3 separate regions of the Homo sapiens genome follow, and regions 2 and 3 are each linked to region 1. A link is a loop called in an ENCODE intact Hi-C map of the cell type or tissue named here. Cell type or tissue: OCI-LY7. All regions are shown on one strand. Each heading gives the region's core, and the rest is flanking DNA. Links, peaks and the distances in the headings are about the cores only.

Region 1 (10,469 bases), core at 1,415-9,414:
TTATTATTTTGTTTAATAAGCCTGTTATTTCCTGGATGATCTAATCCAGAACAAAGGACAAATGGTAGTTCCTGACCCATTATGAATACTCTTTTTTTTAAATGAATGCTCTTAATGAGGATCTATCCCACGAACAATTCAAATGTGACCCATCTCAGGGTCACAATATTACACATCCTAGCATGAAGGATATGGAGGTGCCAATGTCTTGAGAGGCGACAAAGATAGACTATGAGAATGATCCCTTGAATAAAAAATAGCAAGGCTAGCGAAATTTGATTAAGATTTATTTGTTTATTTATTTATATATATTTAACTTCTGTGTTCTTAAGTAACAGTGGAACTCAAAGGGGTTAGAGCTGTGAGGGAAACACCAATACAATTCTTTACTCCCTATGCAAACTTGGGGAAGTCATTTGGCTTCTTCAGGCCTCAGATTCATCCATCACTAATTCTACTCACTTAATAGTGTGGTTGGCTACTTTACATAAATAATGCACATATGTTTCTTAGTAGAGTGCTTGCCATATATTAGGTGCTAAATAAATGTTACCAACTAGTCTAATTTATCTATCAAATATTGGAAAGAACTAGCCATTACTTTGTAAAAACTAAATTCAGGACACCTGCAATTTAAAAAATATTTCAATGAGGTACAGAGGAACAAAATACAATGGGTTCTTGAGTGTGTCCTTTCCAGCCTTCCTCTGGCAGGGCTGACTCAAGTTATGCTGGAATGTGGCCTTAGCCACTGCTTAAGTGGACCAGGTTGACAGTCTTGTCACACTGAATCAGCATGCTGGACTTGGTATGCACATTGAGCTGAGGGTTGAACAATTCTCAAATATAAAACTCCATGGCTTTCTCTGAGGAGGTACTGGGTGTATTCACAACAGTGCCTCAAAGTACAGTTGCACATGCAGTCTGCAAAGGCCTCATTACCCAAGCTATGACCACCTCCCTACCAAATCAGTTTCAGCCTCAGCCATGTAAACTCAGGACAGAGGTTGGGTTTGTCGATCTGCTTTTAATATCCTCATGCCAAAGTCCCTGGTATGTAATGAACACTAAGCTCAAGCAAAACTGTGAGCTGTGATCTTGTTGCTGATACTAGGTTTTCCAGTCCTCATCTAGTCCTCCCAATCCTGAGGTTTGCAGCAATCAGGAGTAGAGCTGAGACCACAATAAAAACCTAGTGACCCTTCTCAATGCTGCCATCTAAGTGAGAGACCCAAGCAGAACTGGTCATGGCCAAATGTTTTCTGTTTGTTCCAGGAAGGTCTGGTAGACCTGGGAGACAGGGTTCTGTTTTCTGATTCTACTGAGGCAATTAAAAAGACCATCAGGGCCAAAGTAAAACTTTGCTTTTGGTGTCTTTTTAATATTTGTAATGTGCAAAATAGCATTTTACTGTTTAGTTTCTATATTCAAGGCATTAATGCATTATAACCATGAACATTACATAAAATCCTAAAATGAAATATTCATTCAAACATATTAGATGTATTAGTCCATTTTCACCCTGCTGATAAAGACATACCCAAGACTGAGCAATTTACAAAAGAAAGAGGTTTAATTGGACTTACAGGTCCACGTGGTTGGGAAAGCCTCACAACCATGGCAGAAGGCAAGGAGGAGCAAGTCACATCTTGTGTGGATGGTGGGACAGAAAATGAGAGAGCTTGTGCAGGGGAACACCTCTCTTAAAAACCATCACATCTCATCAGACTTATTCACTATCATGAGAACAGCATGGGAAAGACTTGCCCCCATGATTCAATTACCTCCCAGCAGGTCCCTCCCACAACACGTGGGAACTCAAGATGAGATTTGGGTGGGGACACAGCCAAACCATATCATTAGATGTCACAAATTCAAAAAATTTTACAATAGTTGTAAAAATTACCTTCTTTAATGAACATATTCATAAGTAAAGTTACTGAAAAAAGACTATAGGGAACACATAGATTTAGCCTACCTAAAAGCATAGATTAAAAAAATAATTTAAGTAAATTGTTTTGGGGTAGCTCATAAGCAATGAACTTTTAAACTCATTATTTCAGGACTTCCACCTGACAATAACCTTTAGTATAATAAGATTGTTTCAAAGACGTTTTTATTTTATTGCCAAATGTTTACTTATTTTTAGGGCAAAATAGGTCTTATGACTTGATGGCTTGTGTGTGTGTGTGTGTGTGTGTGTGTGTGTGTGGTAGCGGTACATATATATGTCTCCAACCACCATTAGGAAACAGGTCAAAATGACCATATTTCCACGTATATTCTTATACAGTATGGAAATACTCACCTAGGTAGGTACATGGGTATGCATGTTCAAGAAAATGAAGAATAGAAAGAATTAAGGAAAGATTATCTTCCTCCTTTTGTAATTTTTATTATTTTACTTTTTGTTTCAATCGCTTTTGGGGAACAGGTGGTTTTTGATTACATGGATAAATTCTTTAGTGGTGATTTAGTGGTGATCATGGGGTGCACCTGTCACCGAGCAGTGTACACCCCCTCCCACCCTCCCCCACAAGACCCCATAGTCCATTATATCATTCTTATGCCTTTGCATCCTCATAGCTTAGCTCCACTTATAAGTGAGAACATACAATTTCTATTCCTGAGGTACTTCACTTAGAATAACAGCCTCCAACCCCATCTAAGTTGCTGCAAATGTTGTTTCATTCCTTTTTATGGCTATGTCTTTCTCTTCAACATTCTCTACAAATGCACTTGCACCTAAAGGTATATGATTGGGCAAATTCTGTACCTATCATAGGCTGTAACTTGGTCTCTAATTTCACACATGAAATCTTTTTTCATTCACTTGGAGTTAATTCAGTGAGGATAGACACTGTCCTTCCCTTGTTCCCCAAGCATCAGCAAAGTGTTTAGTTAATCTCCCATTAAATATTGAATAGAAAAACCTTCATTTTCAGAAACTCTTCTTTATGAGGTCCTAATATATGCCATGTGCTCTGCTAAGTGCTCTTTGGAGACTCTTTTATTTAAGCCTTGCAACAATACTAGGAGGAAGGTATTTCACCCATTTTAATAATGAAGAAACTGAGCTTAGTAATATACTCAAGTTCTTAGATCTAGGAATAAATCTGGGATTTAAATTAAAATCTGTCTAAATCTATGTTCCTATCTACTGTTAAGTGTGGCTTCCAAAAAAGTGTGGGCAGAATCTAAGGGTGGGTGTGTCCTCATGCTTACAAGACTCTCTGCAGTCTGTGAAGATGGAGAGGCAGCGAGAAGGGAAAGAATGATCTCTGGGTGGAACTTGCCTCTCCCATCGCCACCATGGCCCAGCAAGAAACACTTCAGTCCAGATTTCCCTTCTCTTGAGTATTGAGTATGCAGAATAATGCCCCACCCACACCACGAAAGATGTCCAAGCCTCAATCCCTGGGACCTGTGAATATCTTATGTTCCATGGCAAAGGGGAATTAAGGTCACAGATGGAATTAGGGTTGTTAATCAGCTACCCTTAAAATAGGCAGATGGGACTTTATCCTGGATTACTGTAAGTGGTCTCAATATAACCAGCAAGGGTTTTTCAGTGGAGAAGAGAAAGACAAAAGAGAGCAAACCAGAAAGATAGCAATGTGAGTAGGACTGGAGCCATGTTGCTGGTTTTGAAGATAGAAGAAGGGGCCCTAAGCCAAAGAATGCAGACAACCTCCAGAGGCCGGAAGAGGTGAGGGAACAGACGCTCCCCTAGAGCCTCCAGAAGACACCAGCATGCCGACACCTTGGTTTTCGGCCCGTGAAACCTATTTTAAATTTCTGACCTCCAGAACAGTAAGATAATAAAAGTGCGTTGTTTTAAGCCACTAAATTTGTGGTAATTTGTTACAACAGCCACATTAGATGATTAATACTAGCACTGGTTGGTGTCTTGCAGCTTCAGAATGTATATTTTATAATGGGGCGGTGAGACCTCCTTCCGCTCAACTTGTACACAGAGGCACTCAGCACACATCCCTCAATGGGTGATCTCATTCCAGCACGTGCGCTGGGCAATCAGTACCAGAGGCAGTTCTGCCATGGCTTAGTGCATACGTCATCTTTGGTGGGACAAAAATTGTGTATGCAGATCTAAAAACATGATCAAAAGCAAGTCTATCCTAACATTTCTGTCAATTTACCAGGGGTATCCAATCTTTTGGCTTCCCTGGGTTACATTGGAAGAATTGTCTTGGGCCACACATAAAATATACTAACACTAACGATAGCTAATGAGCTTAAAAAATTGCAAAAATACTTACAATGTTTTAAGAAACTTTATGAATTTGGCCACATTGAGAGCTGTCCTAAGCCGCATATGGCCTGTGGGCCACAGGTTGGACAAGCTTTATTTAGATCATGCCGAAGGAGCACAGTTCCATGAGGAGGGAGGATGGGGAGCATGTGGTGTGTTTGCATACAATTTTAATTTCTGGATGTTTCAAGTCATATTCTGAGCACTGAAGGTAGGCCTAACTCACTTATCTGCTACACAAAATATGACCAAGTGGGGTACACATATGTAGGAGAGGTGTACAGGAGAAGCGGTGCGTGCATATATGGAAGCAAAGGAATGAAGTTGATGTAGATTTTTATAGAATCACAATGTTTAGAAGCAATATTTAAATATCAATTAATTACCAATACCCCCCCCAAAAAAAGAATGAAGACACCAGAAAAGGTATTATTTGTAATTAACTATGTAGCCACTAGATGGCAGTACAGTGTAAGCAAAAGGAAAATCTATTCCCTCAGCCCAAGCTTCTCTGGCTGCTGTTAAAGGATGTTTTACCGCTGTTTCAGGAGAAAAGGAGGAAATTCAGTCATGTTAAGGCAGTCAACTTAGAGGGCCAGGACTGTTCTAGATGGACTCCCGGGCTAGAAAGAGCATGGACTCTATGTGTCTCAGCTCCTCTAATTCCTATCTATGAGATCCTGGCAAGTTGCTTAACATCACAAGGCCTCAGTGTTCACATTTATATAATGGGTGTGAATGTTATTTTTCTTACAAGGGAAAGAAAAATGAAGTAAAACGGAGTAATATTATTAAAATACTTAAGATTTAATAAGCAGTCGATTATTAATAGCTCTGTGTCTCCTTTGGGTAGGGAAAAATAATACAATTTAGATTTTAGGTCCTAAACTAATCTCCAGGTATGGTTGTGAGGAAATTATGGGTCTTGAAAAGTAAAGAGAGAAGATTTATTCTTTACTCTGCTTCAATGTGGCTAAAGCTTCCCTGCAAAGTGTCACAATAACCTTCTCTTCATGTTCTCAAATGCAGTTGCTCCCCTCCCCATCTCTCCTTGACACGTGAAGTTCCTCTCCTATGAGGAGCATTGCCAAGTTTCGAGAGGTCTGCAATGTTGGACTAACAGTCATGGCCTTCGCACAGGCAGGAGGTCACAGCAGGGACTCCAGTGCTCACCACTTCCCTCTTCCTACATCTGCCTTTAGTTTATGAATGCATGAGAATTTCATAGTGAGTTAATGGAAGCCCTCCCAAAATATGTCCACATAGAACCCGTGAATGTGACCTAATTTAGAAAAGAAAACAAAAGGTATTTGAAGACGTAATGAAGTTAAGAATCCTGAGATGAGCTCATCCTGTATTATCCAGGTGAGTTCTAAATCCAATGGCCAGTGTCCTTAGAAAGGCACAGGGAGATGTGTGACAGAGAGGATTCGGCCATATGAAGACAGGGGCAGAGATTGCAGTGGCGTGATCACAAACCCAGGAACACCCGAGCCGCCAGAAGCCTGAAGAGGCAGGGAAGGATTCCCCTCTAGAGCTTCTGGGAGGTGCGTGGTTCTGCCAACACCCTAATTTCAGAATCCTGTATGCCACAACTCTAAGTAAATATTATAAATTCTTATCATGCTAAGCTACCAAATTTGTGGCCTTTTGAAATGGTAACTCTAGGAAACTAGTACAGGTTTATATCAAGAAAATTCCTGTCCCCATGTATTTTTCCAGTGTGCTAGAAATTCCATGATTAGCAAATTTATTCCTTTGGTTTAAATTGCAGATTCTTTTAAAATAAAATACATGAGATCCTGGGAAAGGTGTCCTATTTTAGAGAATGAATGTTCACACCACAGCCTCTGTGAATGGATGGCTCATATCTACAGAAAAGCACTGGATACTAGGAAGGAAACAATTCTAAAGGGTTGTAGGGTTGTAGGGCACTGGCTCTAGCAGACCAGCTTGCCTTGCTGCAAGACAACTTGTCTGGCGTTTGACCCAGAGGTTCCTCATTACTTCAATGGTCTTCAATGAAAGAAGCCAAAGTTTGGAGAAACCCCAAAGAGTATTGCCTTTAGACCCATCTAAGACCCCACACTGGACTAATTTCTGGAGGCCCCTTGCCATCGAGGATGTGCCCATGGGGCCAGTGGAACATGTCCCCAGAATTAGCATCTTCCCCTCCCAGCCAGTGATACAGGTGGTGCCCAGATCCCAGAATTATTCACCCACATGGCCTCCCAGCCCTTCCCCAAGTCCCCTACAGGCTTTTTCTCTAGACCTGCCCTCTCTGGGGTGGCTAGCATTATACTGTGCACACTCCTAGGCTGGGGGTGGTGAATGTGTGAGGCCCTTCGCAGGAGAGAATGGAGCCGACAGGTGGCTTGCTGGGCTCCAGGACCCTTCTCTTCTGGCACCTCCAGGTTCTGGCTGAGGAATTTGATCATTCTGAACTGAAATGTAGCCTCTCTGGTCTTTTTTGTATATTTGTCAAGGTAGGAGGATTAAACATATTTAATTAAATGATTAGTTAACTTGGCTTATAAATTAAAATATTTAGACAAGTGGAATGTGGGCCTTACATTTGCATCCTTTCCTTGGGACCAGCCAAACATGAGGTGGCCCTGCCTCTGAGATAGGCAACGCTGTAGGAGCACTCTGCAAGTTGGAGTAGTGTGTGAACGGCAGTCCATAAAAGGCAGGACATAAAAGCAGAATCTCAGTGCTGGAGGTGCCCACAAGGAAAAAAAAAAAAAAAACCCACAAAAGGAATTGGTAGTAAAACCCAAGCATCACACCAACACCAAGCACGGAAATGACTACATCACAGACAGCAGACACCAGGTCCCCCATCTCCTGGCTATTCGACTTTAGAAAAGAAGCTTAAAGTCTTGAACTGAAATTCTTAAAATATAAAATCAGGATGATTAAATATATGTCAAAGAGTTATTATGGGAATTCAGAAAGCAGTAAATCAAAGTCATTACTTTAAAACAAGGACACATACTTCAGATACTAAATGCAGCGTAAATTGTAACTATCCTTGTTACAGCTATTGACAATGTATCACATGGAATTGCTGGGACTGGGGAGAGTGAGTCTTGGGATGAGAAGCAACATTGAGATGGACACCTCCCTCAAAAGCATCAGATGTCTCAGTAAGAGAGGCAAGCTCTGATCTCCCAAATTGAGTTTTGTATGGACATATACCTACTTATGGGTGGAAATATAATAATGAAGCACAACTAGTTGGGAACAGCTGTTTTAAACATTCTAAGAAAAGATTGCTTGTCTGGTCTGCCCACTTAAGGGCTCCAGAGTTGTAAATGTGAGTCTTACATGTGATTTTTAGTTTGGGTTGGCTCAGACCAGACATCTCTCTAACATGGTACATGGAGAGTTATTATTATTAATTTTTCATAATAGAGTACTTCGAGAAAACAAATGAACCATTTCAAAATGAAAATTATATGCAGATTATTAAAACAGCAATGTGAGAATGACTGCATAATAAACTAAAAGGTCTAAATGGCACACTCTGTGTTAAATTTCGTTCTGTCTTTACTAATATCTTGGCTAATTGGGAATGGTCTTGTTTTGCTTTAACTCAGAATGTCTTATTTCTTCCTCTGAACAGAACTTGTTAGTTTCCTTATGAGACAGATAACTCTCTGGGCCCTTCCCAGGTGGCTGGGAAGATTGCTTCCTGGTATCACGATCTTCATTGTAATTACAGAGAATTTTCCCTCTCTATAGCTATAGCCCCTGAGAGTTTAGACGTTAATTAATAAAGTCCTTACCAGGTATTTCTAAGAAGGGGCTCTTTTTCGCCTGCAGCCTGCGAGCACCCAGCCTGCTGGTTATGAGTTACGAATGGACCCGGAAAGGCACGTGGCTCTGCTTTCCTGGGTCAGTCCCCTTGTCTTGCCTTGGCCTCATGTACTTGCTCTGTGTTCTGCCCAGTCAACTTTGTGTTCTTCTCAAAGCTGTGGCAGTGAGTAGATTTTTATGATCCATAGCTTTTTCCCCCTTGGTCATTCAAAGAACTTTCCAACTAGGTCATAGCTAAATATTGATTCTCCATTAAGCAGAAACATAAATACCATTTTATTTCCTGTGTAACACCATTAAACATCCTCCTTGGCTACAGAGGTCCAAGTTTTATGATTTTTACTATTTCTCACCCAGTGATCTCTTAGCTGGTGAAGCACCCAGGACACTGCCTGGTGAGAAAAAGAGGAGAGAATCTCTGGCAATATATTACAAGGCAAGAATACTATAACTTAATGGTGATTGAGAAATTCAAGTCTATTTTTTTCAGGCAACATCCAGTAACATCTTTCTTGGTATCAAGCTTGCTATCAAGCTTGCTATCAAGTTTATCAATAGCTTGAATAAAAATACTGATGAATGTAGAAAACTGAAAAAGGTAGGTAATATACTGAAAGTCAGAGTTGGGAGACAAAACATCTTTACATTGGAATGATGAGCAGAAGCCAACACTGTTAAATGTAGCATAGATGAAAGTAGATTCTGCTCCAAACGTGGAAACCTGCCGTCCAGGTGCAGCATGGGAAGATGTGTGCTAACACTGGACTTATTTCAGGGGTCACTCTCCACAGCAACTTCAGAGGCTGGCATGGCCTCAAGGCACTGCACACTCCAGCCTTTACCTTCCTGTCCAGCCTCACATCTAGTGACATTTTCTGCCAACCTGCTCCTTTCACACAGGTAATGGGGAGGAACATTTTAGCTCAGTATAAGGAAGAATTTTCTAATAGAGTTGCCCGAAAATAGAATGAACTTTCCTCAGAAACAGAAGCAGCCAATCCCCACCAGCAATTGAGGAGTTCTAGCCAAGGCTTAATAACCTTTTGTAAGGTAATTGGAAAGAAGATTGAAACAGTGTAACTAAGAAAATGGGCTTTGGGAAAAAAAGACTTAAGTTCAAAGACTTTCTCTAAATAGATACATTATTTTGAGCTGAGTGGTGGTTTCTGAAGCTGGATAGCCTGGTTTTCAATCTAGTCTGCACTTACTAGCTGTGTGACCTTGGCATGGCATTGAATGTCTCCTGGCCTCAATGATCTCATCTACAAAATGTGGACAAAAATACTGTCTGTCTTGTAAGTACTATTATCAGCATTGTGTGAGGATCAAACAAGTCAACAAACATAAAACTCAGAACATTACCTTACATATAGTAAGCACCTAATTAATGGTAACAATTTTGTTTATTTGTTTTTGAGATAAGAGTCTAGCTCTGTGACCCAGGCTGGAGTGGTGCAATCTCAGCTCACTGCAACCTCTGCCTCCTGGGTTGAAGTGATTCTCCTGCCTCAGCCTCCTGAGTAGCTGAAATTGCAGGCATATGCCACCATGCCCAGCTAATTTTTGTATTTTTAGTAGAGATGAAGCTTCACCATGTTGGCCAGGCTGGTCTCAAACTCCTGACCTGAGGTGATCCACCCACCTAAGCCTCCCAAAGTATCGGGATTACAGGCGTGAGCCACCATGCCCAGTCAAATGTTAACAATTATTATTAAACTATCTCAACATATGTTTCCTCTACAGTAAAGATAATATGTACCTTATGGATTTCCTTTAAAAAAATAAAATATGTATTGTATTTAATATGGCGCTTGACATACTAAACAAGTATGTTTATTAATTTGATGAAATGTTTTGAGCTACATAATATCTAAAATATTAGACACTATAAGAATAAACCTGAGATTCTGTGATCCAATGACTGAGCAACAGCAGGTTACCAAGAAATTTTCCCAGCATGCTCCTTTGAGGCAGATACCTATAGCTTGTGTATTGAAACAAAATGTTCCTTTTAATTTAACAAATTAATGATTTGAAAGAGAGAAGGATAGAGAGGAAGGAAGTGTAATAGAAGTAAGGGAGGAGGCAGGGAGGAATAGTGAGCGAGAGAGAGAGAGAGAGAGAGAGAGAGAGAAAATGAAAACTTGAAGCTTGTATATTTCTTTCCCACTATTCCATGAAACTACACATGGACAATTAGGTAAAAAAAGAGAGATAAAAAAGAAAACTGTAATGGCATCATCATCTTTCTGATATGCAACTTATTTGTTAATCTTCATTATCATTGTATTTGATTGGGTTTTGAAAATATGCATTTTTCAGGTTGAAGAACAGAAGTTGACTCAAAATTTCTATGTAATTTTTCAGCTATATT
Region 2 (10,469 bases), core at 1,486-9,485, 910 kb after region 1:
GCTCATTTTCTGTCCTTTCAAACTTGACTCCCCTTAAAATCTCACAATCTGCTGTTTAGAAAGGATGGGCACTTTGCTCCCTCTGAGCACTGTTTTCTCCAGGTGTGAGCTACAAACCACTGCATAAGTACCCATCTTGGTGTGGGTAAAGATGCAAATTCCAAAGCACAGCCCAAGTCAAGTGAGTTGGACTTCTCACCCACTTCCTGCACCTCACACTCTTTGCTGGACTTCTTTCACCTCTTAAAGTATACGTATTTTTCCTTTATCCTAAGTGAACCTGTACAAAAATAGGATTGAATCAGAGGGTGTCTCAATACAAGCCCTACTCATGTGGTATGAACCTACCTAAGGCTATATGCTTGATAATGACAAGTATTTTATTTACTCAATGACAAAATCAAGCAACTGCTCTACTCAACTATTTCTTCAACAGTTCCACTCAAAATCTCTTCAACTGCAAAGGAAGATGTAGCTTTTTCTGAACACAAAGTACCCACGCTACATCTAAGAAGCAGGTCTCTTCCATTACAAGAAAGTGAAGATGACTTCCAGCCAAATTCAGGCAATTGTATGAAGCAGATAAGTGAATAGAAATGACAGTTAATATTAATGCTTGGTGATAAAATCAACAAGTAATATTTTATTAAATAGTAACTCTATACAAGGCACCATTAAATACTCTGCAAGGATATGTGTGGGTCAAGCATCCTGAAATTAATCTGAAGAATAATATCAATGCGTGAACAATTAATAACATTTCTGTTTAAAACAGCAGAAGGCTTGACTCGGGGCAGCATAAAGTACGCCTGCCAACTCGGACAATCCAAGTTCAGAGAAGACACATCAGTTCACCTCGAGATGTCAGCAAATGTTTTACATAAAAGATGGGGTTTGATAGAAGATTGATGAGGACTGTCTAGGTAGAACAGCGGGTGGCGGGGGAGCAGAGTTAGCAAGTAAGAGGTGAGGGAAGGAGGTGATGTGGCAAAAACACAGAGATGACCAAGCAGAAACCAAAGTACCAGAGAACTTGAGTACACCAGAGTGGCTAGAATAGGAATTCCAATCTGAGTAAATGCAAGAGTAAGGCTCACAATTGAAGGAGGATATCGAAAGTCGATTTGTGGGCTGCCTGTGGCTGGGGGTGCAGGAGAATGGGGAGACTGTTAATAAATATGAGGTTTCTTGTTACGGTGCTGAAAATTCTCAGTTCGGAATATGGTTGCACAACTTAGTCAATTTTACAAAAACCATTGTGCTGAACATTTTAAATGAGTAAAATTTTTTATCATTATATCTTTTTTATTTTTACATTAAGTCATTAAAAAGGGGAAGAGACATGACTGGGTTTGGTGAGATTTGTTTTAGGAATGTGTGTCTATTGGCATTTAGGAAGATGTAGTTGAGGGAAAGGAGAAATGTTATCATTTCTTTTTTTAAAAAAAATTATTTCCATAGGTTTTTAAGGAACAGGTGGTATTTGGTTACATGAGTAAGCTCTTTAGTGGTGATTCGTGAGATTTTGGTGCATCCATCATCCATGCAGTATACACTGTACCCTACTTGTAGTCTTTATCCCTCACCCTCTTCCCACCCTTTCTCCTGAGTCCCCAAAGTCAATTGTTTCATTTTTATTCCTTTGCATCCTCATAGCTTAGTTCCCACTTATGAGTGAGAACATACAATGTTTGGTTTCCCATTCCTGAGTTACTTTTCTTAGAATAATAGTCTCCAATCCCATCCAGGTTGTGGCAAATGCCATTAATTCATTCCTTTTTATGGCTGAGTAGTATTCCATCATATACACATACCACAGTTTCTTTATCCACTCATTGATTGATGGACTTTTGGGTTGGTTCCACATTTTTGCAATTGTGAATTGTGCTGCTATAAACATGCGTGTGCAATTATCTTTTCCGTATAATGACTTCTTTTCTTCTGGGTGGGTACCCAGTAGCGGGATTGCTGGATCAAATGGTAGTTCTACTTTTAGTTCTTTAAGGAATCTCCACACCGTTTTCCATAGTGGTTGTGCTAGTTTACATTCCCACCAGCAATGTAGAAATGTTCGCTTTTCACCACATCCACGCCAACATCTATCATTTTTTGATTTTTTCTTTATGGCCACTTTTGTGGGAGTAAGGTGGTATTGCACTGTGATTTTGATTTGCATTAAATGGGTAAATTTTATCATATATGAATTTTATATCAATAAAGCTGTTAAACAGGAGAGAGGGCCTCGACTATATATATATTTCTAGAAATATATATTTCTAAATTTAAAATATATAGATAATATATTTAGAATATTCTCTAGAATATATAATTATATAATTATAATTATATAAGATTATATATTACATATTATAACTATATTATATGTAATTATATAATAGAATATATAATTATTATAGAATGTAATAAATAGCTTGGCATATGCCCAAGCATACCTGGCCATAATTGTCCCAACTGTCCCCCCTTCACAGAGCACACTCTTTTCTTCTCTTTCTCCAGGTTCTTACCAATCCCCAGAGTATGACAGACTTCGTCAGCAGTCCTCATGGCTTTGGGAACAGTAAATTATACCAGTCACATATAACATCTTCATACTGGAGAAATGACACTGGGTTCACAATCTGAATCTCAATATACTAATGTCTTTTAATCCATGGATTTTTTTCATCAAGTTAAAAATATCTGCCCCTAAACTCACCCATTGTGTTGATACATCAATGGCTTAAAGTAGCTAGTGATTGGTGAATCTCAGAACATATTCAAATCTTCCATCCAGTTTTATTCCCTACATCATGGAGAATAAAAATGACAAAATAATAACTACTCTGTTATTGGCAAGCGCTAAACACTTTCTATAGAGTCTCCTCTTTGAATCCTCACCACAATACCATGATGAAGGTTTAATGACCCCATCATGCAGATTAAAAAACTGAGGCTCAGAAAAGTGTAGTAATTTTCACCACCACTGGGAGGTAGTGAAATCAGTGTTCAAAAGGGTCTCACTCAAAAGCCAATAACAAAGGCTCAAAAGAGAGAAAAAGTGTTCTGCATAAATACAAATATGAAATGAAATTTGAACACAGAAAAAAAGGTAGTTTTATATCTGAATCATTTCTTAGAAGTGTTTGAATGCTGTTAAGTCTGAATATGAACCTCTAATTGCCTTTGAATCCATGATCCTATTCTCATAATCAAACTCCTCATAAATACCACAGTTTTACCTTGGAAGAATGTATCTTTTATATTCACCTTAATTTTGAAAGTTTCTTAAATTCTCCACATATAATGCATTATAAATTACTATTAATCTGTCTATTTGCTAAAATTCTTAAATGATTTATGAGATAAAAATCTTAATACAAATGATTTAGCACTTTTGTAAAATAAACTGGTAGAAATTTTAAGATAGGTCAAAATAATTAAAGTTTTAAATGCACTCAAAAGAAAAGGTAAATTGTATGCTAAAATTCTAAAATGACTTAAGTATGCCTAATCTATTGTTGCTCCACTACACTTACTTTCTAAAGTTGACAATGGCCAATAATTTCTTCTTTTTGTAATAAATTTTCCCTAGTGCATATATGATTTTTGTCTATCTTCATAATAAATTTTCCCTAGTGCATATATGATAGTTGTCTATCTTCATCTACAGAAGATACTGAGCTTCCTAACCTCTTGCTAAACAAAACAAATATAACTTCTGCAGGTCTACAGATTCATTTGCCAATAATTTGTTTATGCAATGATAATGCAGTGAAGTTATCCATGTTTAAGTGTAAAACAATGAAAGACATAAATTTTTATTTTTACTGGAAATGAGAGTGTTCCACTGTTCTGAACAATCCATTAACTACTATACCTAAACAAAGTCTTTATATTGTTATGTTTCTCATTTCATGACTTTTTATAGCTAACATGTTTTCAGCCAAAAATAATGTGATTAGAAAAGAGTTCAATAAAAATATGTGGCAATGCAATAAGTATAGAAGTTAATGAATTTCTCTATGACTAGAAAACAATTATTGATTACCTATTTTTGGAAAGCTTTAAATCAATTTTCATGTCATTTACTATAAAAAGTTTCTGGAAAAAAACTCAAGAGGAGTTAGATAAAAGGTTTTGAAACTAATAAGATATTGATTTTTCTAACTTTGTATGCTAATTTGTGGATTTAATAGCCCCTAATTTAATTAGACTAATGCCTTTTTGTGTCAATGAGGCTTGTAGAGAAAGGCTGCCTGGCAAACTGTCTGAATTTCTGAATTGGTATATCTCCAAAGAGAGAGAAAACACTTCTAGCTTGGGAACCTCAGTTAATAGCGCAACCTAAATAGCTATGAATTTGGAAGATCTGTGTGGTTTTACACTTATTTCTTAGTAATCTGCCACTCTGGGTCAGTAGAATACATTAGGAACTGAATAAAATTTTCAGTTAGGTTCAATATCAATTAGATTAATACAATTAAGCATTAGAATATGAAAAGAGAATATAGTAGACTTAACATCTGTGATAATACTGAAGGATGGGGGGACAGGGAACAGAGAGAAAGGGACAGAGAAGAAGAGATTGATTATTAAAAAGATAGCGATGCAATTAAAATCTATCAATAATAAAAAAAAGCCAGTTGGAGTCTCTTCACAAACTAAGAATTTTCTTTTGTTGTTTTTTTGTTTTTGAGACAGAGTCTCCCTCTGTCACCCAGGTTGGAGTGCAGTGGTGTGATTTCGGCTCACTGCAACCTCTGCCTCCTGGGTTCAAGCCATTCTCCTGCCTAAGGCTCCTGAGTAACTGGGACTACAGGCGCCAGCTACCATGCCCAGCTAATTATTGTATTCTTTTTTAGTAGAGGCAGGGTTTCACCATGTTGGCCAGATTGCTCTTGAACTCCTGACCTCAGGTGATCTGCCCACCTGGGCCTCCCAAAGCGCTAGGATTACAGGTGTGAGCCACCACGCCCGGCTAAACTAAGAATTTTCTGACAACCACTAGATAGTAATCATAATAGATCTGAAGTTATCTTTTATTTTCCAAGTCCAAACAACTTGAAAATGTATTACAGAAAAACGAAACAGTCAATGTTGAACAGGAAGGAAGGAAGGAAGGAAGGAAGGAAGGAAGGAAGGAAGGAAGGAAGGAAGGAAGGAATGGCGGGCAAAATATATAATCTACAAATGCAGAAGTCACTCCTGGAATCAAGTCTGATATTAAGACATTCCTCCAGTAACAGAAGCTGGACTTCCAAAACCGCCTTTCTTTTAACCACTGTGAAAGCCACCCATGCTTTATCTGCACCAAGTCGACCCTACTGCCTCTGGTGCCTTCCAAGCTTTTCTGGAACATTACCTCCTCCTGGTGGCCTGAAAGGGAAGCTATTGAGCCCCTTTCATCCTTCCTTACCACCTGATTTCTCCCCCAACTCTACAAATTCACACTGAACAGCTGACCTTGAACAACACAGGTTTAACTGCACAGGTCCGCTTATATGTGGATTTTCTTCTGTGTCTGCCACCCCTGAGACAGCAAGGCCAGCCCCTCCTCTTCCTCCTCCTCAGCCTACTTAACATGAAGAGGATGAGGATGAAGACCTTTAAGATGATCCACTTCCACTTAATGTATAATAAATATATTTTCTCTTCCTTGTGATTTTCTCAATAATGTTTTCTTTTCTCTAGCTTACTTAATTGTAAGAATATGGTATATAAAATATAATATACAAAATAGGTTAATCAACTGTTTATGTTATCAGTAGAGCTTCCTGTCAACCATAGCCTATTAGTTAAGTTTCAAAACAGTCAAAAGTTATAAGCAGATTTTTGACTTCGCAGGGGCCAGTGCCCCAAACCCCCACAGTGTTCAAGGGTGAACTGTATTTTCACTGTTTCCATATCTTCCTGCCATGACTCAAATAATTTCAACTCAGGGATTAATTTGCAGATTAATTTGCACATCTATCCTTTTTTCATTCTATCTCTTTCAATTTTTAGTAAAATTTCCTTAGGAAAATAATTTTCTTCTTCTTATCTTTCCTCTTTCCATCTCACTCTTTGATTTCTACAATGAGCTAAAAATTGACTGTTGAGTTTAGGTTTGAATTTCAGGTAAATTATCAATAATTAGTGTGTTACTTTGAGAAACAAGACTTTGGAAAATTATACCAAAGAGGCTTAAAGAAAGATATAATAATATCAAGAAAAAGGAAAGCCACCAATGTACTTGAAATAAGTATCAGAACCAGTCCTATCTATGTTAAATATAATTTTTTAAATGTTAGGTCCAGTAAATCTGCATTAAAGGTAATTGAAATAATATCAGAACTATTACTTTCTACATTAAATGATTTGCAAAATGCCTAAAATGTTATTTGAAATATCTAAAATTGTTTTCTCCATCTATTAAAACCTCTGAACTAAATGTGCCAATATACTATAAGTGTTATATATTAAAAGCTAGTCCTGGTTTACTTTTACTGCCTCTTGGTTTGCACAATACAGTCTACTTTTTTCATTGTTAATGTAGAATGTATCATGGACTGTTATATGGATTATATGGATCTTTATTGGCTAGTGTTTGACTAAACACTTTTCGTGACATCTATTAGGAGGTAAAGCTCTGCATATTTTATACAACAGAGAATCACAGGGACATGGGGAGCAAAAAGTCAACTTCCCACAGCACCAAGCAGACCAATAGCGGCTGTGTTTGCTGAGAATACACCCTCCCAGCATGAGGGAAAGATCAGGAAAACACAATATAACTAGCATTAGCCCAAACATGGAGCATGAACCTCCACCATCACCTTGACAAGAGGCAGTCTCATGAAGAGAAAAGAGCACTGGTTTGGAACCAAACAAACTTAAACTTTGATTCTTAATCCACCTTGTAAGTAGCAATTTAACCTTGACCAGATTACTATATTCCCTGAGCAATAATTTCCTCAATTGTAAAATTCGGCTAGTGAGGTTTGCATTCTAGGGCTGTACTAACACATGCATGTATGTGTGCATGTATATATAGCTGCACATACACACATGTATATACATATTTCCCTTCGACCTACTTGTCATTGATCTGACCTTTACAACCTTCTACTTTGGGGCTACATTTGGGGCCACTTTGGGGCTTCAATCTCTTCATTCAGTCCCATGAGGCTGTTAAAAATTGTGGCAAACATATCCAGTCTTAAATATTTATGGCCTCGTGACTAGAAGAAAAATGGCTTTTTCTAACCAGAACAATCAGGAAAAAAAGTTCTGGGAAAGCACTATTATTGGCCCAGACTGAGATAAATAGTCATTGTTAGACAATGACTGCTCTGGGGAATGTAGTACTATATTGAACCAGCCTGAGACAGGACTAAAGGGGCAGACGTCTCTTAGGCCTGTGTTATATCGATTATAAATATATAATCAATAATATAATAATTGATTATTTCCTATTTGTCTTAAGCTGAGACCTGTGCCCCTTTAGTCCTGGCTCAGGCCGATTCTTTAAAATATCTGTGGTATTTTTTCTCTCTGAGCAGACACAAAGACTGGCTTACACAAAGACCATGTCAGCATCTTGGACTCTTTACTCTTTAGAGCTGATATACTTTAACATCTCTCTAAAGTCACAAATCATTATTCATTCTTCAGCTACATCCATCAGCCTGGATGCTGGCAGTCATTTTCTAGCTGGGTACCACTTTCAGATTCATCTTCCCAGCACTATACTTTCACATTACTTCTAGATTCAAGAACCAATCATGGTTTTGTATGGCCTGTCATAGAGATCAAACCTCTGCCATTTAGTCTTAAAGCTTCTTCAGTGGCTGGCCCTCCCTTATCCAGCCAACTTTATCTGCTACTATTCCTTCGCATGAACCATTCTTCTGGGATACTTAACAGTCTCTGATCATGCCACAGTTATTCTCCTCTAGGCCTCTGATTGTGCTAATTTTATTGCCTAAAATGCTCTACTCTCTCTGTTCCAAATCCCAATAATTCATTATAGCCTAATGCTCCAATTCTGTCCTATTTTTATATGCAACTCATACTGATCTCTCCCTTCCTTGAATTCTTACAGCATTCATGTGGAATCATTTATATAGTAATTGATTATTTCCTATTTGTTCTGCCATTTCTCCATTTTGGTTATAAGAACTTGCAGAGCAGAGATGTGCTTTTGTGTCTTCCTCACAGTGCAGGTCATAAAACACACATAACCACAAACTTGATTTTCATGCCCTTTGCAGGCCAACAACCACCTTCTTCCATACCCTAAAGAGTTAATCTTAGAATTAAAAACAAACAGGATTTCTCTGTGATTAAGCTCATCTGTCTTATTTCTCTGTAGCTGTCATGAAAATGTTATGTTTCTAATTCAACGTTTATGTCCAGTTCTGCTACTGCATAAAGGTCATCTTCATCTAGTCATGCGACACAGGAGTCAGAAACTGGAAATTCACACATGTTTACAACAGCTTCATTGCAAGCAACTACCCCACAGGGAACACCTGGTGCTCTGAGTCACAAATAGGCCAGCAGTCTGCAGTTGTGGACACCAGCACCTACCTCCTAAAACACCTGAAAACCTTACTCCTAAATCTTAAGTAGCTAGTTTAGCCTTACATCAAGCTGATAAGACAAAATACCACTTCCTCCTGCCTTAATTGAGCTGACATCAGTGGTTGTTATTTTGAGGAGTGATGAAAATTTCCTGAGTGGCTTCTAAAAGATGTTATTGCATTTTTGTTTTAACTTATGAATGCACAGAACCTAAAACCTACTAAGATGACATACAAAGACCTGACATTTTGAAGTAAATACATAAGACCAATGACTATATAGAAAAACAAGATGTACGTACTTTAATACTATTGATTGATTTATGTAGAAAGCTGCAGAAGTGGGAAGTCATAGCAAGTGGGGACAGGAAGGAAACAATCTCTGATTTAGAGTGATAAGTGTCTCAAAACTAAATTAAATAAACTAAAGCAACCATCTGTTTTACAAACTGAAATGATTAATTTTTAGTAAATCTTCTGATGGTGCACTATTTTTGGCAGAGTATTAATCTACAAGAAACAGAGCAAACGGGCAATCCCACACATTTCATAAAGGATAACTACATTTTCCAGTTATCCATCTGGGTCCTTTTCATTTCAGTAGTTTAATTAAAACTCAATGGTATTATCAATCTGTTACGTTTTTCATGTTGATGGCTATTACATTTACAGTACAGCAGGAGTACAAATTAAAGTGAGAAGATGATAAATCTCATCTTCAAATTTCATTTCTGTTTCTCTAGTAACTAATACTCTGGTAATATTTTTTAGCTCACTCATGTTTATAGAACTATTTTCATGATTTTTATGATTAAAATAAAGGGAAAAAAGGGAAGTGATTTTTCAATAGCTTTTATTCCTTTTTGCATATATTATGTTTTGTGACTCTTCTATCAACCCACTCTGCAGATATATTTCAGATGAGCTCCTAAAACTCTGTAATTATAATTTTCTTCTGTTAAATATTTGTTGTATTTTTTCTGTATAAATCTTTTAATGTTAGACTTCCTCAAATTAAAATAAGATGCATATCATTCAATTATGAATTATGGGTATTTAAATTTATATGTAAAATACAGTTATTTTTTGTATGAATCATTAACCAAAAGCAATTATTGCCTTTTATACCAAGAATTCACCTTCCAACCTAGGTCATTAGATATGCATCCTTTCAGGTATACCAGGATACAGTCACATCATCTTATTAACATAAAATTGTACATTGGATTACAATAATGTCAAACACAGGATGCAGTGGGTTAGGCTAAAAACAAACGCTATACAAATGCTTTCAAAATGCAGATGGTTCCCAACTTAGAATGGTTTGACTTACAATTTTTCAACTTTATGATGGTGCAAAAGCCATATGTGCTTAGTAGAAACCACACTTCAAGTAACCATACAACCATTCTGTTTTTCATTTTTAGTACAGCGTTCAGTGAATTATATGAGATATTCAACACTTTATTATAAGATACACTTTGTGTTAGATGATTTTGCCCAAAAGTAGGCTAATGTAAATGTTCTAAACATGTGCAAGGCTAGGCTAAGCTATGATGTTTGGTAGGTTAGGTGTGTTATAAGCATTTTCTACTTATGATATTTTCAAGATGGGCTTATCAGGATGTAACTCCATTGTAAGTCAAGGAGCATCTGTATTAAAAACTTCACAACTGTAAGCTAAGTTGTAAAAATATCAGATTGAGGCTGACTTTCAGAGAGGTATAAACTCCTATCTCCCTCTCCCACTTCTCTCCCTCCTGACTTCCAAACCTGGAGATGACATTCATGATAAGAATTGAAAGTGTCTTTATAAGGCAATCAAAGGGCTTTAACTTGCTGACCCTCCGTTAGGAAGCAGAAACAACTGTTGTGCAGTAACTAGTGTCAAAAATTGAGCTGTTG
Region 3 (10,469 bases), core at 1,249-9,248, 960 kb after region 1:
ATCTAAAATAACTTACCGCAATATATGTATTATGAAAAATAAAAAGATATAGGTACTGGAGAGTAAAAAGATTGAACAGTAAAAAGGGGATCTGAAGGGTAGAAGTTATTGCCCCTAAATATATACCCACACAATTACTACAGGTGGGTGGCAAATCTGACTATGAGCTTCCTAGTGGCCAAGGAAAAGAAATAGCTTGTTATAATTTCTGTTCTTTTACATTTGCTGAGGAGTGCGTTACTTCCAACTATGTGGTCAATGTTGGAATAAGTGTGGTGTGGTGCTGAGAAGAATGTATATTCTGTTGATTTGAGGTGGAGAGTTCTGTAGATGTCTATTAGGTCTGCTTGGTGCAGAGCTGAGTTCAAGTCCTGGATATCCTTGTTAACTTTCTGTCTCGTTGATCTGTCTAATGTTGACAGTGGGGTGTTATAGTTTCCCATTATTATTGTGTAGGAGTCTAAGTCTCTTTGTAGGTTTCTAAGGGCTTGCTTTATGAATCTGGGTGCTCCTATATTGGGTGCATATAAATTTAGAATAGTTAGCTCTTCTTGTTGAATTGATCCCTTTACCATTATGTAATGGCCTTCTTTGTCTCTTTTGATCTTTGTTGGTTTAAAGTCTATTTTATCAGAGACTAGGATTGCAACCCCTGACTTTTTTTGTTTCCATTTGCTTGGTAGATCTTCCTTCATCCCTTTATTTTGAGCCTATGTGTGTCTCTGCACATGAAATGGGTTTCCTGAATACAGCACACTGATGGGTCTCCATTCAAAATTGCTTCAAAGAGAATAAAATACCTAGGAATCCAACTTACAAGGGATGTGAAGGACCTCTTCAAGGAGAACTACAAACCACTGCTCAACGAAATAAAAGAGGATACAAACAAATGGAAGAACATTCCATGCTCATGGGTAGGAAGAATCAATATCGTGAAAATGGCCATACTGCCCAAGGCAATTTACAGATTCAATGCCATCCCCATCAAGCTACCAATGACTTTCTTCACAGACTTGGAAAAAACTACTTTAACGTTCATGTGGAACCAAAAAAGAGCACACATTGCCAAGTCAATCCTAAGCCAAAAAAACAAAGCTGGAGGCATCACGCTACCTGACTTCAAACTATACTATAAGGCTACAGTAACCAAAACAGCATGGTACTGGTACCAAAACAGAGAAATAGACCAATGGAACAGAACAGAGCCCTCAGAAATAATGCCACACATCTACAACTATTTGATCTTTGACAAACCTGACAAAAACAAGAAATGGGGAAAGGATTCCCTATTTAATAAATGGTGCTGGGAAAACTGGCTAGCCATATGTAGAAAGCTGAAACTGGATCCCTTCCTTACACCTTATACAAAAATCAATTCAAGATGGATTAAAGATTTAAATGTTAGACCTAAAACCATAAAAACCCTAGAAGAAAACCCAGGCAATACCATTCAGGACATAGGCATGGGCAAGGACTTCATGTCTAAAACACCAAAAGTAATGGCAACAAAAGCCAAAATTGACAAATGGGATCTAATTAAACTAAAGAGCTGCTGCACCGCAAAAGAAACTACCACCAGAGCAAACAGGCAACCTACAGAATGGGAGAAAATTTTTGCAATCTACTCATCTGACAAAGGGCTAATATCCAGAATCTACAAAGAACTCAAACAAATTTACAAGAAAAAAACAAACAACCCCATTAACAAGTGGGCGAAGTCTATGAACAGACACTTCTCAAAAGAAGACATTTATGCAGCCAAGAGACATGAAAAAATGCTCATCATCACTGGCCATCAGAGAAATGCAAATCAAAACCACAATGAGATACCATCTCACACCAGTTAGAATGGCGATCATTAAAAAGTCAGGAAACAACAGGTGCTGGAGAGGATGTGGAGAAATAGGAACACTTTTACACTGTTGGTGGGACTGTAAACTAGTTCAACCATTGTGGAAGTCAGTGTGGCAATTCCTCAAGGATCTAGAACTAGAAATACCATTTGACCCAGCCATCCCATTACTGGATATATACCCAAAGGATTATAAGTCATGCTGCTATAAAGACACACGCACACGTATGTTTATTGTGGCACTATTTACAATAGCAAAGACTTGGAACCAACCCAAATGTCCATCAATGATAGCCTGGATTAAGAAAATGTGGCACATATACACCATGGAATACTATGCAGCCATAAAAAATAAGTTCATGTCCTTTGTAGGGACATGGATGAAGCTGGAAACCATCATTCTCAGCAAACTATTGCAAGGACAAAAAACCAAACACCGCATGTTCTCATTCATAGGTGGGAATTGAACAATGAGAATACTTGGACACAGGAAGGAGAACATCACACACTGGGACCTGTTGTGGGGTGGGGGAAAGTGGGAGGGATAGCATTAGGAGATATACCTAATGTAAATGACGAGTTAATGGGTGCAGCACACCATCATGGCACATGTATACATATGTAACAAACCTGCACATTGTGCACATGTACCCTAAAACTTAAAGTATAATTAAAAAAACAAGAAAAGAAATGGCTATTGCAGTCTATGATCCTCATGTGTATAGGATTAAATTATACCACCCTGCCCACAGTTTTTGCCTTCTTTTTTTTCCCCCCAGGAAAAGACATTGCCCTGCTCCCAAGCACTGTTGGGATTTATATCAGGAGTCCTTATAAATACAGGTGGTATGCTGGGCCATGTGCTGAACACATTACTTCATCAAATAAAACAGCAAGTTGTCTGTAGTGGAGTCTCGTGGCATTCCTAGAACACTCCAAGGGTACGGTAGCAAAGTACAAATCAGTAAAAATTATTCTACAAGGAGTCAAGCAATGAAGTTCCAGTACACAGCTCTCTGACAGCCTGCCTCAATCCAGGGATGAGAAGTAAAAAGCAACCAAAACTTTTCTTCAAATTTCTACACTGCATACCAATATTGAGAAGAACAAAAGTGGAGTGCTCCAGCTGAAAGATGGTAAAGCTCCGTTGCTTGAATGGTTTTTTTCTCCAAGAGTGGCCTGTTAGATGATTTCATGAAACTTTTGCGGCGTTACTAGACACAATTCTAAAACTTCTGGCCTAGAGAACTGAATTGGCCACATTTCCTTAGAGCAAACATCCAAGAATATGACTTGTCACAACTGCGCTTTTGCTAAAAATTAGGCAAAATGGCTACTAAATTATAGTTTATTCTAAGGCAATTACTAGCTTACATGGTATTTTTGTGTGAAGCTGAAAAAGGTAGTCCCCCTCCTCAAGTAAAAATATTTTTAAGTTAGTATACTATTACAAAACCTGAATTGTTCTGACCAAGAGTCCTTTTCTGGAACCCTAGTGGACAGCAGCCCAGGCTCTATGCACATACGGGCGCACTGGAACCCACCTGCACATGTGAAGATTCACAGACGCACACATCACCATCAGGGAGCATACTCTGCACGCTCCCTTCCTCTGCCTCTCCAGAAGAGGAGACAGTGCCACAGTCAGAACTGCAGCTACAGCAGAGCTGGAGAAGAGCCTCAGAGACCCCAGAGCGTGTTAGGAGACAGACTGCAGCCACAAACACATGTGTTTACCCATCAGTGCCTGCTCTGCTTAGTGTACAAGTTTCAGCTGTGGGTTCATACAGGCAGGAGCTCCCCATTCCAGCTAGAAGCCCTGGAATCTCAGCTTCTGCCCTGATGCTCCCAGGTAAGCTGGCATCTGTCTGTGATATGAATTGTGGCCCAATAGATGAGACATTTTTATGCACATACACACACATACACTAGATTATAGATATTTCACACTTATAATGTAAGTTCACATGCTTTAAGAAGCAACACAACAAAGAATGGACTGGAAATTATATCATGATATTTAAAGACTGCCTAAGTCTTTTGTCTCAATAGACATTCACTCCACTTCTACGGAATGGTGGACTGAAGCCAGGCTATTATATTCTCCAGACACATACACACCACACCACACAAATGGGTGGTTAATTCTGCATAATACAGATTTGATACAAAGATTTTAGTCTGGACATTTTTCAGAAGACATCATTGCCAATTATATATGCCATTGAGGCAGTTGAAATAAACCTAAATATTGCCCTCATAAAACAATATAGCTTCCTGGTGAATCCTACAAAGCAAATTAGTTTAAAAATATACCCCTGGGAAAGCAAATGAGTGGTCTTCTATATATAATGATAGATCAAAGTCAATGCCATGTCAGAGAGCTTTTGATAAAGATGATGACTGTGTTTGGCAGCGGTTGTTCCTAAGCTATTATTTCCAAAGTTAATAAAGTAATAGCTAGCAGGACCAGTTCTACACAGAGGCTACTTTTTTTCATGAAACAAAATCACCAGGGTATACAAGATGACTTTGTCCATTCTCACGGCCATTCAGCATATCTGAAAATATATTCAGATCACTACCATGAAAACTAAAGAGAAGGAGGGCCAAAAGCATATCTTCTCTACTCCAAATGGCTGTAGGTGGGAAGCTAAAAAGAGATTGAAAGGATTATGAGTTCAAATGAGATAGCACATGAGCCAGAATGACTGGCCAAGGAGTCATATGGAAAGATGTTGAATTTTGCATCTATCTTTGAATTTTAATTCCAAAGAAAGCCACATTAACATTGTCTTAGCACAGTTTGCTATAAGCCTTGGTTTTCTCTTAGGCTTCCTCAGCAGTCTAGAACACTGTATTAACTCTGCAAAGTGACCTAACTCCTTTAAGGTGCCTTCTATGATTACCCAAGCCAGGACCCAACAGCAGAAGATCCGGATAGAGTGGCTTGGAGAAACTACGGGGCTCCTGTGGTCCCCATAATCTGGCTATCACTAACAAGGCCTAGTGCCAATAAGAAACCAAAAACTGATCTTGACCAAAACAATCTGGAATACAGATCTTACACAATGATTAAAAGAATCTCAATTTTGGACTTTTACTCCTAAAAAATATGTGCTGCATGCTTTCTACTGAGCTGACGGAAAGTGCAGAATGGATTTCTTTCTTTCTTTATTTATTTTTTGACAGTCTCGCTCTGTCACTCAGGCTGGAGTGCAGTGGCACGATCTCGGCTCACTGTAGCCTCCTCCTCCCAGGTTCAAGCAATTCTCGTGTCTCAGCCTCCCGAGCAGCTGGGTCTACAGGTGCCCACCACCATGTCTGGCTAATTTTTGTATTTTTAGTAGAGACAGGGTTTCACCATTTTGGCCAGCCTGGTCTCAAACTCCTGGCCTCAGGTGATCAGCCTGCCATGGCCTCCCAATGTGCTGGGATCACAGACGTGAGCCACTGTGCCCAGCCCAGAATGGAGTTTGAACACAGGTGTGTCCTACTCCACTGAACCACGTTGCCTCTCTTCCCGAAATGCCTGGAATTCCCATTAAATTATTCCTTGGAAAGTATTGGGAGTCATTTTTGTATCTGTAACTTGGGAAGCTACACAAGAGTTCACCATAAACAAAATGAGAGGACAAGAAACAATTAGAGATTCCACTCCTCTGTTTGTAAAACACAAATGAAAAAAAAAATGCTATGACTATGATTACAAAAATACATTATGTGGGAGACATGTGCTACCCACGATGGCTTGAATAATTTATATCATGAAGGTCGTTGAGTTTCCAAATCTTCTTCTTTACTATATATCTTAGCATCCAAAATGTATTTGCAAGGTTAGCTCTAAACTGATGAATATTAAGAGAAATAAAAAACACAGTTTCTCCTTTTAGCCTCAGTTTTCTAATCAATGAAAGGCCATTGAGACTATAAAAAAAAGTGCCTCACACTTCATACGCATTTCATTTTCCCTTAAATGTATTCTTATCGTTGAAGCCCTTAAATATTTAAAAGGTGCAACATTTAAAAAATAAAATAAAGTAAAAATAGTTTCAATTTGCTTTCAGCCTAAAGAAACAGCAATGAGTGGGAGAAAAGGAAACTGTGATTATGCACATCTCCATAGCGCCATCTCATGGTAACTGTGCAGAGAAGATGGCTCAATAAAGATGGCCGATCAACGGGGCTATTGTCTGACTGCAATATTCTGCATCCCACTTTACCTTCCATAATGGCTTTACCATACGTTGCTGTATACAAGACAATGACCTAAACACTTCATTTAATGCTCACCACAGCCCTGCAAAGTAGTTATTCATATTATGCCCCACTTTAGAGATAAGAAAACTGAGGCATGGTCCATCAAGCAACAACCTGAAGTCCCAAAGATAGTCGGTTGTTTCCAAGTGACCTCAATGATCTCCCACTGAAGCAAGAGAGACTAGTGTTGTAAGTCAATATCAACACAAGCATTTTTTCATGTCTCTGATAATGTAGATCCTTTATAGCCTGATGTAGGTTCTCTTAGCATCTGTACAAGCCAATTTATATCAAATAATTTCACTTAATCGTCACAATGAGCAATTATTCCTATTTTTAGATGCAAAAGAGATTGATCCCTAAGGGTGTTAAATCAATATTCCAAGGCCATCTCAGCAAACAAGTGTCAAGCTGGGTCACAAAACAGTCCTGACGCCACAACCCATTCTGTTTACATCATGCCTTGTGAACCCTGGCAGTGCACGACCTTGGAGCCTGAGGTTCCTCATCCACAAAATGAGGAGGACAGTCATTGATAACCCTTAGGAATGAAGGATGCTACAGAAGCATGTATATAAAGTGTATAGATGAGTGCCTGACAGTGTACACTGACAGCTCACTAAAGGGTTGTCATTATTACTATTGTCATTGTTTTCTCAAAAGTCAGAACTCCACTCCAGCAATATTTAAGGAACAGTTTGAATGCAATCCTGCCCTGCAGCAAAATAGTGGAAGATGATTTTTCAACTTTCCAATCTTGTGACTTTGTGCCATATTTCTGAAGAGCTAAAAAGCACTCTGTACCAAGAACTCCATTAAAGATTCACACTGACCCTGCGAAGGAAAAAACAGGTATTATCATCTCTATTTTATGAGAGAACAACCTCCGGCCTTGCAATGACATGATGTTTAGTAACTTGTTCAGGCCTTTGAACCACCAGCCTCTTCCTCTCTGCACCTCACTCTGCAGACCTCAGCATGACACTCTGCAGGTAACTGAAGAATCCTAAACGGTGTGAAATGTAAGAATGTGGCATGGGAATGCATACCATAAAAGTATACAATCACATGTGTCTTTGGTTTGCTATATTATAATTGCAATAGCTTGGTGTCATGTAATGAAGTCACAGAAAATTTCGCAAAAAGTCCTCACAAATATGTTTCCTACCTCTTAACAAACTTTTGCCACTGGACATAACAGATAAAAAGAGGGATTGAAATAGGTTTTCTGAAACCTTCAAAAACATAATTTGGTATCCGGGTATCTGTGACAAACATTGCTATATTCTCCCTTTCTTCTTTTTTTTTTTTTTTTTTTTTTTTAGATGGAGTCTTGCTCTGTCACCCAGGCTGGAGTGCAGTGGCGCGATCTCGGCTCACTGCAAACTATCTCCCAGGTTGAAGCAATTTAGCAGTTATGCAACCCTATGGTAAATAGCTTTAAAATTCCCCCTACTTTATAAATCCAAGTAGCTGGGATTACAGGTGCCTGCCACCATGCCTGGCTTTTTTTTTTTTTTTTTTTTTTTTGTATTTTCAGTAAAGACAGAGTTTCATCATCTTGGCCAGGTAGATCTTGAACCCCTGACCTCATGATCCACCTGCCTTGGCCTCCCAATCTCCTTTTCTTCTAAAACTACTATTCTTTAAAGTGTCCACTTGTCAAGGAATGAAGGGAGAGAGAAGAGAGAGGAGAGAGAGAAAAGAAAGAAAGAAAAGAAAGAGAAAGAAGAAAGAAAAAGGAAGAAAGAAAGAAAGAAAAAGAAAGAGAAAGAAGAAAAGAAAAGGAAAAGAAAAGAAAAAGAGAAAAGAAAAGAAAAAATAAAAGATCACGTTCTCAGATTTTTATGTAGCTAGGGCTGCCATGTGACTCAGTTCTGGCCAAAGATTAGGAGGCAGAAGTATCAAGGGTATGGAGAGTTCCCTTATCCAATAAAAATATAAAGTCCCCCCCACCCCCCCGAAAAAAGTATGGTCTTTCGCCATTTATCTCTTTCCCATAGATCACAGAGGCAACACCTGGAGTCGCCAGAGCCTGCTTGAAGCCATGGGGATATGTGCCACCTACTAAGGAAGACAGAATGGAGAACAGAGGAAACCTGAGGCTCAGACACCATCACAGAGCTGCAGCCACTGTCTGAATTGTCAACTTCTGGACTTCCTGTTTTGTGAGCAAATAAACCACTTTGTTTTTAAGCCATGTTTTTGTGTGCCTTCTGCTACATGAGCTGTAAGTCCCACAGTATCTATGTCACTAAATACAGTAGGTCTATTTATAAACATCTATGTATGTTGATGTATGTTGTATGAGTGTGCCTCTAACATCCTGCTGAACGTGAACATAGGAGAAACCAATATGGGGAATAAAACAAACTCACCTTCATAGAAACAGGATTAATACATGAGAAGTAGAGTAATTGCATCTGTTGTCATTTTTCATGTGTCATTTCAGTGAAGAAAGGGGTGCTTCATTTATGATGGCAATTGCATAGAAGGAAGTTCTGTAAGTGGATTTGTTCTCACTGAGGGCTCTGACACAGCTTATACCAAGAAAAGTAGTAATTACTCTGATAAGCTGCCTCAGCTTCCCCAATGAGAATGAATCTGTTCATACAGAGTCCAAAGTAAGAACTTACTTATGCGGCTTCTTTCTACACAGTTGCCAGGCCCTACCTGATTCTGAAGGTATCATGGATACATTCTTATAATTTCAGAACTGCCTTGTCATCATTTCATGGAAAATCACCTTCTCTGATTACCTCATGGGATCATCTCTTTATCACCCCCTAACATTTCTGGTTGTTGCCCAAATGTTCCCTTACTCCCTCTTTCTTCATCACTTTCTTCCCTTGGGACAGAGACATCAAACTCTCCTCAATTTGTCTTATTTCTCTCAGGCTATTTATTTTCAGCCTCCATTTCTGGTATGTCTTTCTCATTTTAACCTCTAGATGGGTGTGGCTCTGACTCTGTCCTCAGACTCCTCTTCTCTAGCTTTGCTCACTCTCCAGGTGATCTGACTTAGTCCCATGGTGGAATAATAAACTCCACAATTCATTATTTCTACTTCTCTGTATCTATTCCCCTATCTTCAACCTGACTTCGCCCCTGAACTCACACCTTACCACTGAACATCTGCATTTGGATGGGCACACACATGTAACATACAAAATAAATGGAGCTTGATTACCCTACAGAGCCCACAGACCGGATCTCCCCGACAGTGTCACACTTCACCAGACCAGAAGCCCAGGAGTCATCCTGAAATCCTTCTTTGTCGCATCGAAAAATCAATCCATCTGCAAATCTAGTTGACAGCACCTACCTTTGCAATCTATCCAGTATCAAGCCACTCCCCTCCTAATGCAAGACACCAATTCTCCCCAGAGCTGCTAACAGCCTCCTGCCTGGCTTTTCTGCTTCCACCCTTGCTTTCCTTCTATGCATTCCTCACAGAAAATCCAGAGTAATCTTTAGGAAGGAAAAAATATACTTTCCTCTACAAAATCCTCTAGTGGCTTTCAATCACAGGATAAAATCTAAGACTCTGCTAGTTGAACTTTACCTCTTCTCCTTCCTCCTTTCTCACCAGTCTCCATTCACTCCTGTGCCCCAGACACACTGGCCTCTTTCTTGTTCCTCAAGCATGCACCTTCTTAACGTCCTTGCACTGCCATTCCTTCCTATTCACGTGACCTGCTTCCTCACTTCATTGTGCAGCAAAGGCCTTCCCAGACCCCCGTCTCTTCAGCACAACTGAGATGACTCTGTCCCTAGATGTTTAGTTTGTTGTTTGTTGGTAACACTTACAACAGCTCAATAACTGATAATTTAGTGTACTTAAAATTGGCATATTGGTTTATGTTCCTGTCCTCTAGTATTATCTAAGTACTTTATCTTGTTCAGTGTTATATGTCCAGTTCCTAGTATATTGCCTGGGAAACAGATATTCAACAAAGATTTGCTCAATGGATCCATGGACTATTGAGTCAACTTTTAAATAATTTTTTCGAGGAAGTTTTCTTAATCTTGGACCATAACTTCAGTGAAGAAGCTTTAGCATATGATGGGAGAAATATGGATAGAAAAATCCAACTACTGAAAAATTAGGCTATTTTAAAACATTTTGAGAAATTATTCATAAAATACCAACATTTGGAAGGTATGCATACATACAAACACACAGGTAATGATATCTTACCCAACACACAGAACTATCTGCTGCCACCTAAAATACAGGCACAAATGCTGACACTTTTTTTTTTTTTTTTTTGAGACGGAGTCTCGCTCTTTCGCCCAGCCCGGAGTGCAGTGGTGTGATCTCAGCTCACTGCAACATCTGCCTTCCAGTTTCAAG

Evidence for each region. Hi-C counts contacts between places; a loop is a spot of excess contacts. Peaks named below come from ENCODE experiments on the same cell type or tissue, not always from the same donor. Only the 100,000 strongest peaks of a DNase experiment are listed, where the experiment ranks them.
Region 2: it touches region 1 in a loop (7-fold over the local background); 27 of 110 quality-filtered maps call a loop at or near these places.
Region 3: a loop joins it to region 1, with 4 times the contacts of the local background. A loop is called at or near these places in 12 of 110 quality-filtered maps.

What each region holds. Positions count from the first base shown.
Region 1 is chr2:137,832,939-137,843,407 of GRCh38, reverse strand. No RefSeq gene overlaps it. Among named protein-coding and RNA genes, the nearest start is that of HNMT, 130 kb to the left of the region's middle. In OCI-LY7, for the core only: CTCF peaks have their summits at 4,529 and 4,729 (motif pointing right); a DNase peak (open chromatin) is centred at 4,747.
Region 2 is chr2:136,927,804-136,938,272 of GRCh38, reverse strand. All of the region lies in intron 2 of THSD7B (thrombospondin type 1 domain containing 7B), which reads right to left. Among named protein-coding and RNA genes, the nearest start is that of THSD7B, 170 kb to the right of the region's middle. In OCI-LY7, for the core only: CTCF peaks have their summits at 2,964 and 5,364 (motif pointing left); no DNase peak of the experiment used is centred there.
Region 3 is chr2:136,869,988-136,880,456 of GRCh38, reverse strand. All of the region lies in intron 1 of THSD7B (thrombospondin type 1 domain containing 7B), which reads right to left. Among named protein-coding and RNA genes, the nearest start is that of THSD7B, 110 kb to the right of the region's middle. In OCI-LY7, for the core only: CTCF peaks have their summits at 5,801 and 6,001 (motif pointing left); a DNase peak (open chromatin) is centred at 5,976.